2 separate regions of the Mus musculus genome follow, and region 1 is linked to region 2. Evidence: chromatin loops called from intact Hi-C (ENCODE). Cell type or tissue: left cerebral cortex. All regions are shown on one strand. Links, peaks and the distances in the headings refer to the core of each region. The heading gives the core; the rest is flanking DNA. Region 1 overlaps Ppa2 (pyrophosphatase (inorganic) 2). Region 2 overlaps Tet2 (tet methylcytosine dioxygenase 2).

Evidence for each region. Hi-C counts contacts between places; a loop is a spot of excess contacts. Peaks named below come from ENCODE experiments on the same cell type or tissue, not always from the same donor. Only the 100,000 strongest peaks of a DNase experiment are listed, where the experiment ranks them.
Region 1: it touches region 2 in a loop (2.0-fold over the local background); 3 of 42 quality-filtered maps call a loop at or near these places.

The regions. Positions count from the first base shown.
Region 1 is chr3:133,317,485-133,325,819 of GRCm38, forward strand. Ppa2 (pyrophosphatase (inorganic) 2) reads left to right here. Exons shown (of 12, transcript NM_146141.2): 2 at 3,452-3,516; 3 at 5,088-5,132. Among named protein-coding and RNA genes, the nearest start is that of Ppa2, 12 kb to the left of the region's middle. In left cerebral cortex, for the core only: a CTCF peak has its summit at 5,243 (motif pointing right); no DNase peak of the experiment used is centred there.
Region 2 is chr3:133,458,733-133,467,015 of GRCm38, forward strand. Tet2 (tet methylcytosine dioxygenase 2) reads right to left here. Exons shown (of 11, transcript NM_001040400.2): 11 at 4,945-8,283. The coding sequence ends at 8,005. Among named protein-coding and RNA genes, the nearest start is that of Tet2, 82 kb to the right of the region's middle. In left cerebral cortex, for the core only: no CTCF peak of the experiment used is centred there; a DNase peak (open chromatin) is centred at 3,701.

The DNA of each region.
Region 1 (8,335 bases), core at 253-8,252, 140 kb before region 2:
ACAATTTTTTTTGTAAATAGAAGCTGAAAGTACAGCATGTTTTCTTTATTACATTTCTTGAGTAGTGGGTGGTTACATTGTTTGAACTTAGTAAAACTCCGGGTGAATAAGTTCCTGTAAATTGGCCCCTATCATGGGACTTGAATCGATACATTGGAACATAATAGCTACTATGTAAGCATTTAAAGATATGTTCATTTGATGTTAGAATCCTATAGAATCCAAACGTGAAATGGAAATCTTGTGATTCATACTGTCGGTAAGATGCAGCACTCAACAGTTGTCTCAGTTTTCTGCTGACTCTCCCTTCATCCTGGCCTTTGTGTGAGTGTTCTCTCATTTCTGAGCTCTAACCTTTGAAATGCCTCAGGATTCAGTTCGTAGTGCATGTCTCTGCAGTGTCTCTCTGCTCTGGAGTTGGCCAAGCTTTCTGTAAGGGAAATATTTTAGGTCCTGTGAACTGTGCATCTCTGTCACAACTGCTCATTTGATGTGTTCTGGTACACAGCCATCAGCAACCAGAGTCTAATGAATGTTGGAGGTCCCACTACGTGCCTTAGTGTTGGAGGTCCCACTATGTGCCTTAGTGTTGGAGGTCCCACTACGTGCCTTAGTGTTGGAGGTCCCACTACGTGCCTTAGTGTTGTGGGGTCATCCATTTGGTGGTCATGGAATCCATTTTACTAGCTGTGCTCACTAGTGTTCTGTGGAGCCTGGTGTAACTTCAGTGATGTGTCTTCAACTAACTTCTACTCTCCTTCCCCTATAGCCTACTTGCCCCTTCTCTTACCTTTCTCCCACATCTGGGTCATTGGCATCATATCCTTTTGGGACATAGCCAGCTCAACTTTATAGTTTTTTTTTTTTTAAAGATTGATTGATTGATTTGTATATGAGTGCTTTATTTGCATGTATGCCTGCATGACAGAAGAGGGTGACAGGTCCCATGGCAGATGGTTGTGAGCCATCATATGGTTGCTGGGAATTGAACTCAGGACCTCTGGAAGAGCAACCCAGCACTTCTAACTGCTGAGCCATCTTCCATCCCCAGCTCAACTTTTGAAACGTAGCCAGATGACATTTTTCTCTCAGTGCTGCCATCCTTGTCTCCTCCTTTGCGTCACCATCATCTTCAGCTGATCAATTGCAATAGCCTCCAGATTCTCTCCCTTTGCTGTACCGAGGACGCACCATCCCTTTTAAAACGCACAAGCTCCGTGGAAACCCAGGGTTCCTTCTATTTTACTCCAAAAAAAAATGCCAAGGACTATGTCAGGAGCCGAGGTTCCTTACAGTCCGATGCTAGACACTGCACCGATTTCAACATCTACCAGTTTTCGGCCTTTGATTGCTGTTCCTGCCTGGCTGTCCTCGCTGGTGTTTCTCAGTGTCTGTGTTGCATTCTCTCCATATTGCTTCCTCCAGGCTGCTGTTAGACGCTGCTCGTGTGGGCCACACCTCCTGGCCGTCCAGACTCACCGTTATTCTCTTTTTGTGCCTCGGTCTGTTTACGTTTTTTATCTTGCAGTGCTTGCCCTTCATGCTGTAGTTTATACAAATCCATCACCTGTCTCCCACTAGAATATAACGTGCATACGAACAGGAAGTTAGAATCTGTATTCCTAGCACCTAGAATGGTATCTGGAAAAGCGTTCTCTGTGTTCTCTATGTGTTCTCTGAATAATGAGCAAATGAATTACTGTAAGGGAGCCTAGGATATAGGAGAAAAAAATAAATCAGAAACGTGAGAATTTGAATATTTAAATATTAATGGGAGCAGAGAAATAGTTCATTGGTTAGAAGCACTTGTTGCTCTTTCAGGGGACCCAAGTTTACTTCACAATAACTTATAACTCCAGTTTGGGGAATTCGATGCCCTCTTCTGAGTTCTGCAGGCAGCAGACATTCATGTTGTACACACATGTAAAAGACACCCAGTATCATAAAAATAATAAAAAGCCAAACATTTGAGTATTCTCATTCCCGTGTGCTCTTCCTCAGCTGTAGAGAGGATCTCTTCTTGTAAGCATCATCGCCTGTCAGTAAAAAAGCTTGTGGCCAATGAGCTGAGGTGGAAGTAGGAGGTAGGACATGCATCAGGGATAGAGGGAATTCTGGGGAAATAGAGGCAGGGGAGATTCATCCCGAGACAGCTGTAAACCAGCGGGTCGCTGACCTCAGGGTAGAATCAAGGGGAGAGTTGTCCCAGGAGCTCTGAGGAGACAGATGTAAGAAGATGAGGAGAAGAAAGCAGCCACATAGCTGGACTCAGGTTAGAGTAACAGAGATCATAAGTTAAGAGCAAGTCAGAGAATCAGCCAGAGCCCAGGGCCCAGGCGTTTGTGAATAATAATTAGTCTCGGGGTCCTTGTTGTGGGAGCCAGGGCTGGGAGGAAAAACTTGGATTTAGTTTTTACACTCAGCTTTACCCATGCCTGTCACGTGTCATACAGGAGTTACCTTGTTGCCAGGGTAGGGAAGGGGGAAACGAAATCGTAATGAGTCATTTATTTCATAACTACTAAATGCCTGTGAGGTGTTAGCCACTTTTCCGTGCAGGGAATCCAATACAGTGTAACAAAGCAGGCAGACACAAGAGCCAACTAGAACACTTTCCCTCAGAATTTAATCCACTTAAGTGCTCATGGCCTGGGGAGGGAGCATACAATTATAGTGAGGTGGGGAGGGAGCGTACAATTATAGTGAGGTGGGGAGGGAGCGTACAATTATAGTGAGGTGGGGAGGGAGAGTGCAATTATAGTGAGATGGGGAGGGAGCGTACAATTATAGTGAGGTGGGGAGGGAGCATACAATTATAGTGAGGTGGGGAGGGAGAGTGCAATTATAGTGAGATGGGGAGGGAGCGTACAATTATAGTGAGGTGGGGAGGGAGCGTACAATTATAGTGAGGTGGCATGCGAGAGGTGTGTTAAGTTATACACCCCTGCTTTTATTGAGCTGAATTCAGGCCTTGCTTATCTGTTGTGTAGTCAATTCTTTTGTAATAATTTTATTAATCATTTACCTTGGCCTTTTACGGGCCTCTTCCCGCCTATACCTGGACCTTTCTTCCTTGTAGGTGGAAGTCGCTGGTTAGCTGTTAGCTCTCTCATGAGAATGGGTGTCAGCTTAGACTAATTCACTTAGTAATGAGTCTCTGTTCAAAGTCAGAGCTTTTCTCCTTGGAGCAGTCATTAGTCTACCTTAGATGTTTTGTGCAGTGGGTGCTTGAAGCCAGCCACAACATTGAATGAAATGGTCTCAGTGACTGAGTCTGGGTTAGTTGGCATATATTTCTCTCAGGCTGCAACAAGTCTCGAAAGCCAAATTAAACTTTTAAGGTGTGAAGTTAGCTTTGCAAAAAGCACACAAGTTCAAAAAGCAGCCCAGGACCTCCTTTCGATAAAGAGCAGCGCGCGCGGCGGTAACTCTGTGCCTATTTTCTTTACAGAGCATGTAGCTGGTCATTACATCTCCCCTTTCCACGACATTCCTCTGAAGGCGGACTGTAAAGAGGTATTGTTTTTACTTGTTTGGGGGATGAAGAACTTCCTGTACACGATATATCAAAATGCTTCACTATTGCCCAAAAGATGCCTTTAAAGTGAAGATGTGGTTGGCAGGCAGGGGAAGAAACCAAGGAGCTAGAATGGGGCAGTAAGCCTCTGTTCTAAATTAAAATTTGTATGAGGCCAGAAGAAAGGGAGGCATTTACAGACTATGAAGTTTAGACTGCAGTGAGAATTGAAGTAATATGGGAGATTAATCTGCTTATTTTGAACCACAATATAGTTAGCATTTGTGGGTGACTTCTGTGTGCTGGCCACCATGTGAACGTGTTATTTTCTTTAACACACGTAAGTTGCCGTCACAACGTCCAAGGGTCATAAGGTAGCGGGCATTTCATTGGTTTGTGTAGCAGCCTACAGCTGACAAGGGTCAGAGCCAAGTTTGGAACCGGCCTTTCTGACCATGGAGTTCCCTCCCCTTACCACTCCGAAGCAGAAATATAAGGCTGGAAAGACCTGGCGCTTCATTAGCTTCTTTCTCTCTTTAAAAGTCACTTGACAGTTGGAAGGATGGTGGTGAGGTGGGCGTGTCAAAGCCACTGCTGAAGGGAGAGCTGAGAGGGCCTGAAGTTTAGGGACAGCTAGGCCAGTGCCCAGCGCTGGCCACGTGACAGCGCAGCTCCGAGGGCAGCTGCTGTTACCAACTTACTCGTTGGTAAGGTTCCAACCCTTGCCCTGGGTCACAGATGTGGGTAGAGGTCGGTGTGGGACACAGGTAGGCACACATCTGTGTGCATCCTGCCTATGGACTTTGAGGAAAGGACAAATCATAAGACAAAAGGCCAATACCTTCTAACGGTGAGGAGATCCACACACACAGTGTTTATATAAGCAGCCTTCCCTATTTCTGAGCCAGTCATGATTACAATTTTTGCTCCTTGTATTTGAGGATGTAAAGTTTTCAGAACAAGGATAGTGTTTCAGGGCAGCATGACTTGGGATAATCATTTCCTGTTTATTTTGGTCCTTTCTTAGTAGTCACTTTGGTGTGTAAGTTTTACATAGAACATTTGTGAATGGCGTACTCCGTCTTCCCGCCCCACCATGCACTCCGGCTTAATTTAAAAGTACTTAGTGGTAGCGCTGTAATCACACCTTGGTAGAATTCACAGGCGGGAGGTACAGCCAAGCACTTTCACAGCTTGTTAGTCAGGCTCCCAGGAGTTTCATTTCAATAATGAAATGACTTTTTGTGACGCAGTCACTGGAACCTGCCGGGATCTCCTTAAACACTCAGCTGAGCCTTTGCTTGCGCCAGACAGACGTGGGAAGTTACGTGAAAGAGCTTTAGATTTTCCGATCATTGACTTTCAAACACTTTGGCCGTCTGTTCATTTGAGGCTGGGGGTGCTGAGGGAGAAGCTGCCCAGGCGTTACTGGTAGGTTCTCTGTTGAGTCTGGTTTCTAGACAGTGGCTAGTATAACACACATATGCAGTGGGCATGTTTTTGTCCCCATGTTGTGCGTCATACATTCCTTTAAGTGTTCCAATCATAATTATCATCTTTGCTCTTACAGGAACATGACATTCCCAGGAAAAAGGCACGAAATGATGAATATGAGGTATATTTTAAGGTTTTTATTGCTTGGGTCATGTAAAAATTCACTTTGTGACTCTGCTGTTTATGTGTACATGTGCACATGCATGCAGGTCAGTACTCAGGGAGGCCAGAAGAGGGCGCCAGATCCCACTCAGATGGCGGTAAAACCAGGTGGCCTGGGGCATGGGAAGCCAGCTTGGGGTCCCCTGGCAGGGCAGCCTGCACTCTTGACCACAGAGTCATTCCTCCAGCCCATCCTGTCACTCTCTACAGTCTGTTCATGACCTTGATATGTTTGCATTCTTAAGCTGCTCCTAATTTTTCCCCTGCAAGACGTTTGTGTGGTCTGATAGTTTCTTCCCCATGTCTTTTTAAGGAATCTGGGGACAGTCTCACCATTTAACCTTTTTTATAGTGTTACAATATTCATAGCATAAGGTTCACTATTTTATCCTTTTCTCACATAGATATAAGCAGGCTCTCACCTACTGAGCTGTCCTTTCCTGCCTCGGTTTATTTCTCTTTCACATTGAGCTAGAAAGAGTGTCTTTTAGAATTAAGGCACAGCAGTCTTTTGGAAGTAGAAAAACAGATACAGCAGTTACATGCTAAAATACATTAATTCCAAATGTGTCTTTTAATCATGTGCCCCTTCAGTTCCTACCTAGGACCAACACGTTTGATTGGCCCTTTGCCCATCTCTTGCTCTGGGTGCTCTGGGTGTTTCCCTGCTAACCTTTGCCTCCTTGCCCTTCCTCCGGCTCCTTGCCTCCGCAGCTGAAGTTCCTGCCCCCAGCCTACAGAGGTTGTCAAATTCCTACACCATTTGCCTGCAGACCATATTCTGTTCTCCTAAAGCGGTCGTCAGACCACCTGTGAAGCACCCACACTGATAAGCCTGCAGCGCTTGTTGAAGGTGTAGGGTCTGGGCCCTTTTTCCGTCTCTGCTGATGAGAGTCTCTGCTCCATGGGGGCTGGTTAGTCTGTGTTTTAGCAAGTGCAGTTCCAGCGTGAGAAAGAACCATGCTCTAGATGGGAGGTGACACACAGTCTACTCGAAGCTTTGAGGTTCCAAGAGATGGGGCATGTTAGTCTGAAATAGTCTTTTCAGTGGGGAAAAGTATATTCCAAGCTCAGAGTGTCAAATTAAAATGTAATTGTTGTAACGCAGATTATATGTTGCTGACTGGTTGGTGTTTATCTGAAAGGTCATCAGAGAAGAAAGGAGGGAAATCTCTCTGTTTTTGTTTTTGTTTTTTACCCCCATGTACATGAAGTTCAGCGACTGCTTTGTCATGTGTCATTAGTGCTTCTTTTCCATTTCTTTCTGCTATCTGCCACCTGTTCCCCAGGGGAAAAAGAAAAAGAAAAGGACTAAAGGAGGGGTTAGGTTCCCCTGACATTGTGGACTTATGACGAATGCCAATCTTCAGTAAACAAGACAGATCCTGGCTTTGATGAGTTACAGGAGAGCGCTCTGCAGCCAGAAAGAAGAGAGGCGGGTAGCATGAGCCCCGGCCATCAAGTGTAAACGGTGACCAAGAGTGTGGCTTGCAAGCTCACATTTTGAACTTGTTCCTAATCTGTTGCTCTTTTGACCCAACTAAGATTGTATAGCCATTAGGCAGCCTGGTCCCCTCTGTCACCTCCTTGTATTCGTCTGTCTACATTTGTTCTCTTACAGCCAGGCTTTCAGGGATGAGTGAGTTGTGCAAACATCTGCCATCTCCTTAGGTTCTTCTCTTTAAGAGCTTCTCAGACACATTGAACCAGGCACGAGGTCCCTCATGGAAGACCACAGAGGATGAAGCGGGACAGAGGGCTGAGTATGAGGTCGCTGCCGTAGGTGTGAGCTGTCAGCCTGAGCTACAGTTATCTCCTCTGGGGCTCACGCTCTTACCTTACAAACCATTGTCTTATCTAGAAAATTTTAATTTAAAAAAAAAGCGCTACTAAGTGGCATTCTTTAATTACTAGCATCTGTTTCTCTAAGGAAGTCCCAGAATGTGGGTAACCCATGCTTTAAGCCAGTTCGGACCTTATATTAAGATTCCTCAGAGAGCTTTTAAAAAATTAGCAGTCTCCTGGCTTTGTCCTGGTTGAGCTGGAAAGGTAGGAAGCAGGCCCTAAGCAATGTGGTTTTGGTTTTGCCTACTTGTTTGTTAAAGCTCACCCAGTGATTTTTATGTGTGCAGGGTAGAGAGCTACTAAATTTTTGCTTTCCTAATCTGTGATAAAAGACTAGGCTGGCTTGTGTGTATTTGTTGTAGCTGAATACTTTTTTAAAACACATCAGAATGAATGATGAGACATACAATCAAGCTCTAATATTTTGTTAATTTTTGAGATTAGTTACATTTCTCTCTTCCCTTTCCTCTCCTCAAACTCCTATATACCCCTCCCACTCTCATAAAGTGTGTGTCCTCTCCTTTCAATAACTGATACTGTGTGCATGTACATACATACATATATATATACACACACACACACAATACACACACATGTATGTATGCATGTATGTATGTATAGGTAATTATAACCTGCTCAGTCCACATGCTGTTACTTGTATGTATGTGACATTTTCAAGTTCCAGGGCTGACCGTCATTTGGCACTAGACAACTAATTAATGTGCTCCTCCCTGTGGGAGGGCCACCTCTCCTGATCCCTGCTTTCCTCGGTTGCCTGAGGTCATTGTGTAGAGTTGAGGCCTTGTGTCATCTCCCACCCCACCCCACCCTACCCCTGGTTCACTTTTGTTCACCTCACGCTTGGGCAGTCATGTTGATGAGACTTCACGCCTTAGCTTCTGACATTACTAGGTGACAGAGTCTCCCATCAGACGTCCTGGGCCTCTGCTGCTTGCTGTCTTTCTGCTCCCCCTTCTCAGTGCCCCCCAACCCTTTGGCATGGGAGTGTGTTGTAGATGGACAGACATGTCTACAGAGCTCTAATTTTTTTCGTTGTTGTTGTTAGATTCAGTAGCTATACACATTACTCTCAGTTAACTGCAAATGCTTCTAAATGCTCAGTTAACAGTCACAGACTGGCAGGGGACTGGGCCTTGCTCTGGGTAACACTGCTTTAAACTGTTGCTTTCCCGTGACTGATTCAATGTTGCATTAAACACAGCATCCTTACCCTTTTGCAAGCTGCATTTAAATGTTAAGACTTACTCTTTGTGAAGCAAGCTGTGGGAATTGTACTTACCCGCCACTGACCTAGTC
Region 2 (8,283 bases), core at 284-8,283:
ACTCATTTCATTCCATTTAATCTAGTCCTGGAAGTTTACAGTTTTTCCTCCCTGACTCATTCAGTGAGGTACTTGTTCTCGTCCAAGAGTTATTGTTCAGTTTCCAAGTGTTTGTGTCGTTTCTGTAGGTTCTCTTGCTATTGATGCTTGAGTCGATGGTGATCCAATAAGATGTGAGATGTTATCTCAACTGTTTGTATTTATTAGAGTTGTTTTCTGGCCTTAAGTATTTCATTGGGCAATCTAAGGACTTCTGAGAGGGGGCGTCTCCTGGGTGTGCTGGAAGTCAGGGAAGGGACAGCAGGAAGACCTGCACATGTGGAAGGTCTGCTTCCATCGCTTCAAATCCTGCAGAAACAGGAATTCTGTGCAGATAGATGGCCGTTACATGGCTGCAGAAACCGACCCACCTGCTGACCCCAGGCCATCAGACCCTAGTTATTCTCAGTTGATAATATTGCCAGACTGCATCTCTCTGTGCACTTCACTGTCTGAGGGGAGTCTCCTATCCCCTGCATTGCCCAGCTTGTCTGAGACCAGCCAGCCCCTTCCCCACCTGCCCCCACCCTCTACATCTCCATAGTAGCCTCTCTGGCTGTGTCACACCCTCAGGCTACAGTAAGTTGGCTCCCCAGTGGATGACCCCTGTTCTCATAGCTCAGTTTTATACAGTAGATGCTCTCTCAGCAAGACCCCTGTCTCGAGTCCCATAGAATGAGTCTATCACTCAAGGAGTCCTTGTCTCATGAAATCTTATAATCAGATGTGAGTATAGTGTGGGCTGAGGGTTTGTTCTGAGAGCAGAGTGACCATTTCTTTTCCCTAGGGGACTTCTCTTTCCTGTCCCCAATGGAAAGCCACGTGTTGGAAGCTGTGTTAAGGTTGCTTCATTTTAGCATGTCACCCTTTTCTATTTTCTTTTTTTTTTTTTTTTTTTTTTTCTTAAAAGATTTATTTATTATTATATGTTAGTACACAGTAGCTGTCTTCAGATGCACCAGAAGAGGGAGTCAGATCTCATTACAGGTGGTTGTGAGCCACCATGTGGTTGCTGGGATTTGAACTCAGGACCTTCAGAAGAGCAGTCAGTGCTCTTAACCACTGAGCCATCTCTCCAGCCCCCCCTTTTCTATTTTCTTAACTCAGTACTTTTTAGCTGCCTGATCTTTACTGCTCTGAATCTTTATGAACGTGGGAAGCTCTTCTTTGCCTTTTAATTTCTCCTTTTCCTATTGTCCTTTCCACAATCACTTGGACCACATAGCCTGGCCCCAGTTTCACCTCTACTTGAATTTAAGACTTGTTTTCTGGTCTCTGCCTCCCAAGTATTGGGATTAAAGGCAGGTACCACTACTTGCCAGGCTGACAGTTATATCCTGAAGACTTCATGTTAGGTTATTTTACATACTTATTTTTGCCTATATGTAAACTTTTATATTTGGGAGACCAGATTCTATTGGTTGCCCCTCCCCCCTTTCTTTCTTTCTTTTTTTTTTTTTTTTTTTTTTTTCGAGACAGGTTTCTCTTTGTAGCCCTGGCTGTCCTGGAACTCACTCTGTAGACCAGCCTGGCCTCGAACTCAGAAATCTGCCTGCCCTTGCCTCCCAAGTGCTGGGATTAAAGGCGTGCGCCACCACTGCTGGCATATTAGAAGCCTTCTTAGTTTTAGGACTTTCCACTGAAGATGCACCATAGCACGTCACCTTCTTGGGCAACATTGGCTTTCACTCTCAGTAGACATTGTATGCTCTTTGGCTGTGTATGGATGGTGGTTTCACAGTGTTACTAGCTCTGCGGGAGCACAGAAGAGGACCACTGCCTCTGGGAACACTTGTAGTGCAGCAGGCATGTTATGGACAACAATGTGTGTAGCACAGCATGGCCAGCCTGAAGTGCTTGTTCTGCCAGTCACTTGTGTTCCGATAGCAGGAGTCTGCACCCCTCTGTGGCACTCATTCCTAGATCTGCAACAAGTGTATTTAAAACAGGACTGGGGGCGGGGTGGTGGTGGTGGTGGAGGTGGTGGTGGTGGTGGTGGTGGTGGTGGTGGTGGTGGTAGCAGAAACTACACAGACAGGTGGTAACTGGAACCATAATATTTCTTTCTGTACTTTATTGACAATGGCCTCCTAGAAGTGGGACCACAGTCAGAACCATACAAAGATGTCCTCTTGACCTTCTTTGGACATGGAAGATTCATGTGCTTCTGAAATCGTTTCATTCATTGGAAAGCAATCGGTCAAACACAAGAACCCATGGAGGCCACCTGTCACTCCAAGGATAATGCCTAAGCAGGGAGTTAGGGTCCCGTCCACTGAGCTGAGCTCTGAAGCCAGTCACTAGAGGAATCTTCTAGCATGAGGCAAAGGACAGAGCAACAGATTCAATGTCTTCACAAGGCTTACAAATGTTTTACTTAAATGTTCACAATTCCTACCTGAGTCTCACCATAGCTATGATGGGCAGCACGCAGTGTGTTGATCTTCCAACGTTCAGATACTGTCAGGCTAAGTCCAAAGCCGGGTGTTGTCATTAGCATTAGACTTCATAAAGCTCCAATCATGAGACCTCTGTGGGACTGGAAATCTGTCTCAGTGGTCTAAGGCATTTACTGTTCTTGCAGAGTGTGATTCTGTTCTCAATATCACATGACGGCTCACAGACATCTATAATCTTCAGGACCAGGGCATGATGTCCTCTGTAGGCACCAGACACAACCCTGGTGCATGCATCCCCCCCACACCACCCCCCACCTCCACCCCCATCACACATACACACTCAGGCAAAATGTCTATACACATATAAAAGGTTTAAAGCCACTGTGGCTGGGGATGGTGGCACATGCCTTTAATCCCAACACTCGGGAAGAAGAGGCAGGAAGACCTCCAAGTTTGAGGCTCATCTAGCCAACATATTGAGCTTCAAGACAGCCAGGATTACATAGAAAAAAAATCCGGTCTCAAACAAATGGCTACCATGAGAAGGGTGAGAGCGGCACGTTAGCTCAAATTTCTCCCATGCAAAAGATCCAAGCAAGGGATCTGTCACCTTGCCTATGAATCCTCAATCCTGTGATTTTTTTTTTTTTTTACCTTCATCCAGAGGGGGAAAGCAAGGTACTTTTCTGTCACCATTATTTTCCCCAATACCTAAACAGAATTCTCACTTCAGCTCCAATTAAGAACTAATTAGAGAGTAAAATGTCAGGTTGAGTAGACTAAGCATCATTGAAGTAGCAGAAAGAGAAACTGTAGAGAGCAGTCATGGCGTGAATATGTTAGGAAGAGCAGCTCCTTTGGATGAAAAGCCTGGTGCAGACAACCAGAGAAACCTGTGAGAAATTACCTGCTGAGAGCAGTATTTAGACAGGTGGCCTAAAGTGTATTCACAAAGAACCTTGGTTCTGAAGCACACTGCTAAAACTGGAGTAATATAAGTTGCAGTTAATTCCTTTCTAAGTATCCTTTGTGTTCCTTTTCTCCAGGAGGAAGGGAGGGGTGTAAGCAGGGAGCACATGAACCCGCCCCTTCCCCCCACCTCCAGATGTGCGATAGAAGTCAGGAAGCAAATGTTTCAGGAACAGGCTTTGTCCTCATCTTAATTCTGGGGAGAAAGAGGTGCTCCCAGAGCTGTCTTGGATAGAATACTCACCAACAGATGGCTTTTAAACCACCACCAACACCAACTTAAGTTCTGGGGACGTGAGGGGTAGGCAGCTTATTCAATCAAGTCATTCCTCGTGCATTGTGGTTCGTAGGCAGGAGTTAAAGCTAACGTAGAATTATCCCATGTGAGCACTGTTGGATTTTAAAGCCACTCATGGCCCAGGGAAGCAGTAAGTTCTAGAGTAGAAGGGCAGCTGTGTGCAGGTTTGCTCTTGGCAGTTCTAAGGAAACGGTAAGGGACCAATAAAACTCGGTGAGTGCTGGTCTCTGTCATTTCCAGCTGTCTATTCAATCAAGGCTCAACAGCAGGTGCCACTAGCTCCTTTTGTAGTGTGCCAACACACCCTGCCTCTGAAGTTTGGTGGGATGATGGTGGAGAGGGAGCTAGCAGGAGAAGCTTTGGAGGGTCCTCATCTTTGACTGCTCGATGATCTCGAGAGAGTGGGCAGTGGATTTGTAGACATTCAGGCAGATGATGGGTCATGAAAATTATGTGTCCTGAGGACTCAAGTTTAAAAAGTTATCAAGCCACAGCTTCTAAAACAGTGACAGGCTGCCGCCGTTCATGGCAAGGCTGGCCTGGGACAGTTCTAGACACATCTGTCACTTGAGTTCAAAGTTACTAGGTGCCTGGCCCATGCTTCTGCCACTAGAATCAAATTTGGCCCTAGACCAATAGAAAAATATGGAAGAGCAAACTCCTTTATTATCCGCGCGATGCACTTGGGAGTCAGAGATGAGGACTGCCAGGTCTGGAGTGGCACGACAGCCAAGGCTACACAATGATAGCCTGTCTCAAACAAAACAAACCAACCAAATGCCCTCCATTTTGGGTAATGTTAGGTTGTTTAACTATGCCCTATGGATATAGTTTCAGCAGAGTGCAGCGAGGTTGCAGACTGGCATGGCGTGAATGCAGAGAACTTGTATGGAGTTGGGGCAGTTCTGTTTCAAGCTCCCCAAAATTACATGGGACAAGTATGTCTGGTACTGCTAGGGCAATCTTTCCCACAAACACTTATGGAAACCTCTGATAGGCAGAAAGAGGAACATGAACAGGCTAAGATTACAAAACAGGGTCAGATGGCCTTTCATGGTTATGTACAAAAGAAGTAGGCTGAAAGTGAGGAGATGGCATGGTGAGTAGATCTGACTGAGAACTTTAGATTTAGGTTACCATGTTTAAGAACTATGCAAAAAGTATCTTGTAAAACAACAACAAAATCGCTCCATTCCATTTTACCTCAATTATGGAACAAAAACCTCTGCAACAGAATACTTGAGTGCATTAAATAAATATAAATTTTATTAAAAACACTCACATGGCGTTATCAGGAATGATATAATAAACAGCTTTAAAATAAACTGCATTCATAACATTACAATACTTACAGTATTTATAACCACCCTCAGATTGTATAAACAAAGCCAAAATCTCAGGAAGTAAGCTACATTAAAAAATAAAGCATAGAAAAATGCACACAGAAGTTCATTATCTTAGTGTCAAACTGCAAAAAAACAAAAAACAAAACCAAAAAAAAAAAAAAAACCCTAACAAGTTAACCAAACTACCTTGTAAAGTGAACTATACATCACTGTGCGTCAATCAAGATGAAAAATTCATTCAAGTAATGTTGACACCAAGCAGAAGCACTTGTATCGAGTATGGCTATGTAGTCAAGCTGTTCCTATAGAAGCAAATCACAGATCTGCCTCCCACTTGATCTAATGGACAGAGGTGGGATGTCACTGCCTTCCTCCCTACACCACCCATCCTCTCAAACCACACTTACTACTCCTGTTGGCCAGCAGTTTGACAAATGACAGTGGGTGACATGTAAAGCAAATATTCCTTAGGGATGGCTGGCTCAAAAAAAAAAAAAAAAAATTGCCAAGCACACCTTGCAGGAACCTGATGTGGACTCAACATCATGGTTTGGAAACCTTGTGGTTTTTGTTTTTGTGTGTGTGTGTGTGTGTGTGTGTGTGTGCAAGGCAGACATTCTGAAAGTTTTTAGTGACAAATGTGACTGATGGTAAATTACAAAGGTCTCCACTGACGCAAAGCTATTTGCAAAGCTAGTAAGCAACACTGTATTTAGGCCACAATGTAACAACAGTCCTATTGCACAGCACACCACCAGCTTCTAGGACTGTCCAGCTGCAGTCCAAAGCTGTCCTCGTCACTAGATCAGAAGCCATTACCGGCGATGTCTTGTACCCCCCATCTCCCTCTGCCAGCTCAGGGCTTCCTATTTTACACTTTTTACTCTGCTGAATGCCAACTCTCCAAAATTTACAATTGAAAGGTGACAAAATTTATAAAATTAGTTTTCAGTTATCAGTACATATACAAGCAAACTACGAGGGATTGCAATCCTCTGAAAGCGAATATATTAACCGACAACTTTGCATAAACAGATGACATGTTAGCATAAGGAGAATGAGCTGAAATATCCCTGAATTTTTAGAACAAAAAGTTTGAGATTCAAGTTATACTTGCTAAGAAATCAAGTATTTAAAAATGGTATGTCTTAATACAAAGATTTAAAAAAAAAAAAAAAAAGAAAAATGGTGGTCTACAATGCTCTAAGCCTCCACTGTTAGCTCAGTATCCCATTGCCTAGCTAGTGTTGAGGTATGACGACAAGTAGGAACACCACTCCAACTTTGAATGGATTCTTAGCTCACATTAAGATCTATGTGGAGCAATCTGGGTAGCACCATCGTGATGTGAATTTTTCTTCAATCTCATATATTATATATATATATATAATATATATATACACATATGTATATATTTAATTTTTTACAGTACTAAAATACTAAAGCATTGCATTAAAAAAGGTTGTTTTACAATTTAATTTACTATACAACTCTTTTTTACCTTTTAATACAAATTAATGTTTAAAATCACCATAAACCAGCTGCCTATTCTCTTTCGGTTTTTGTTGGTTGCTCTGTAACCAGTAGAGTCCTATGGACTTAACCATGTCTTCTCAACTTCTGCGGGTTTCAGTCCACTCAACCTTCCTGGTATATATAACACTTAGCTAAGAAAAGACACCACAAAGCATGTAATGAACACAAAGGCAGCCTGCTGTTCTGAAGAACATACAGGTCTGTGTGTGGGACAACATGGACTTAAGTGGGCAAGCTTTGCTCTGTCTGCAGCACCAAGGCTAATTATCACCTGCAATTAACAGACGTTCTTAAGCTGTATACGCAGGAGGGATGAGCTTGCCCTACCACCGTTTTACAGGATAGCAAGTAAGGTGAGCACCAAAAACTGTTATTTGTTTTCTGTGGACTAGCATATCCATTCAGCTTCGGTTTGGATTGTAACAGGCCTGATACTGCTCATCAGCCGATAGTGGCTAAGAGCAAAGCAAATGTTTCCTTAAAAGGAAACAAAACAAAACCACTTTTAATCCTAAATGAAAGTAAACTTTTTTTTGTTTTGTTTTTATGTTTTAGTACCTTAGCATTGCCCAAGTTGCCAAAGCTTAGGTAGGCAAAGTGCTTTTCTAAGACACAACTTAAAATATTTCAGTACACATGTGTAAGTGTGCATATCTATACATTATAGTCCTACAAGGACATCGGTGGATAACTACAATCCAGAGGCCTTTGAAATGTCCACATTTTAAAAACTAAGCTGAATAATTAAGATAGAAATGTAAAATCAGAGGTACCCCAGTGCCTCCAGGGCCCTCGACCACACTGGCTAGATGATAGAAGGCATTGATTTTTCAGCTATTAAAAACACCATTTGTAGCACCATTTAATGTTAACACCCAAACAGATTCAGTGTTTTGCCATTATTCACTTAAGCTTTCTGTAGCTACTTTGATAAATAAGTTATTAAGATTACAGTAAAAAACCTGCATGTTAAAAAGTCTTAGTTCCAGTATTTCTTCAGTACATCATACGTCAGCACCAGATGATCCTGCAACTGCTCTACTACAGCGCTGTGTCCCACGGTTACACACGCTGAGTACTAGAAGCAGTTACGTGTAGAGTGCTGAGGGGCATGGCACACGCATGACCTCAGCCAATAAGAGAACCAGTGGTTTTCAAGACAAATGTCCAGCGCTTCCTTCCCACTGTGCCCTTGCATAGGATGCTCTTCCTGAATGCCACCATGGACCACGGGAGAGATTAAATATAATGATAAAATAAACTATTTTGCTGGTGAGCTGACAGCCCCCCCCCAATAAACATACACACAAACACACACTGCATTTGTCACAGATGCTGTGACCTGTCCCTACGGCCCATGCCATGAAAGACATACTGCTCACAGGTCGTCCTTGGTGGTCTGGCCTAATGGCCAGCGTCATACAAATGTGTTGTAAGGCCCTGTGACCTGAGTGAAAGCATATGGTGATGTAGTCACGGTAGAATCCGTAGTCACAGACCCTGTGTTCTCAGCAAGAGACTGGATGAAACGCAGGTAACTGGGTTCCTGTGGCCCTGTGGGCTCACGCTTTTCCTGTTTGCCATGATTTTTCTGAGACACGTGGTCTGATCCATTCTTTCCGCACTCTTCCTCTTTCCGGGCCTTTTCAGCCATTTTGGCTTCCCAGAGAGCCAAACAATGTTTTGGTAGAAACAA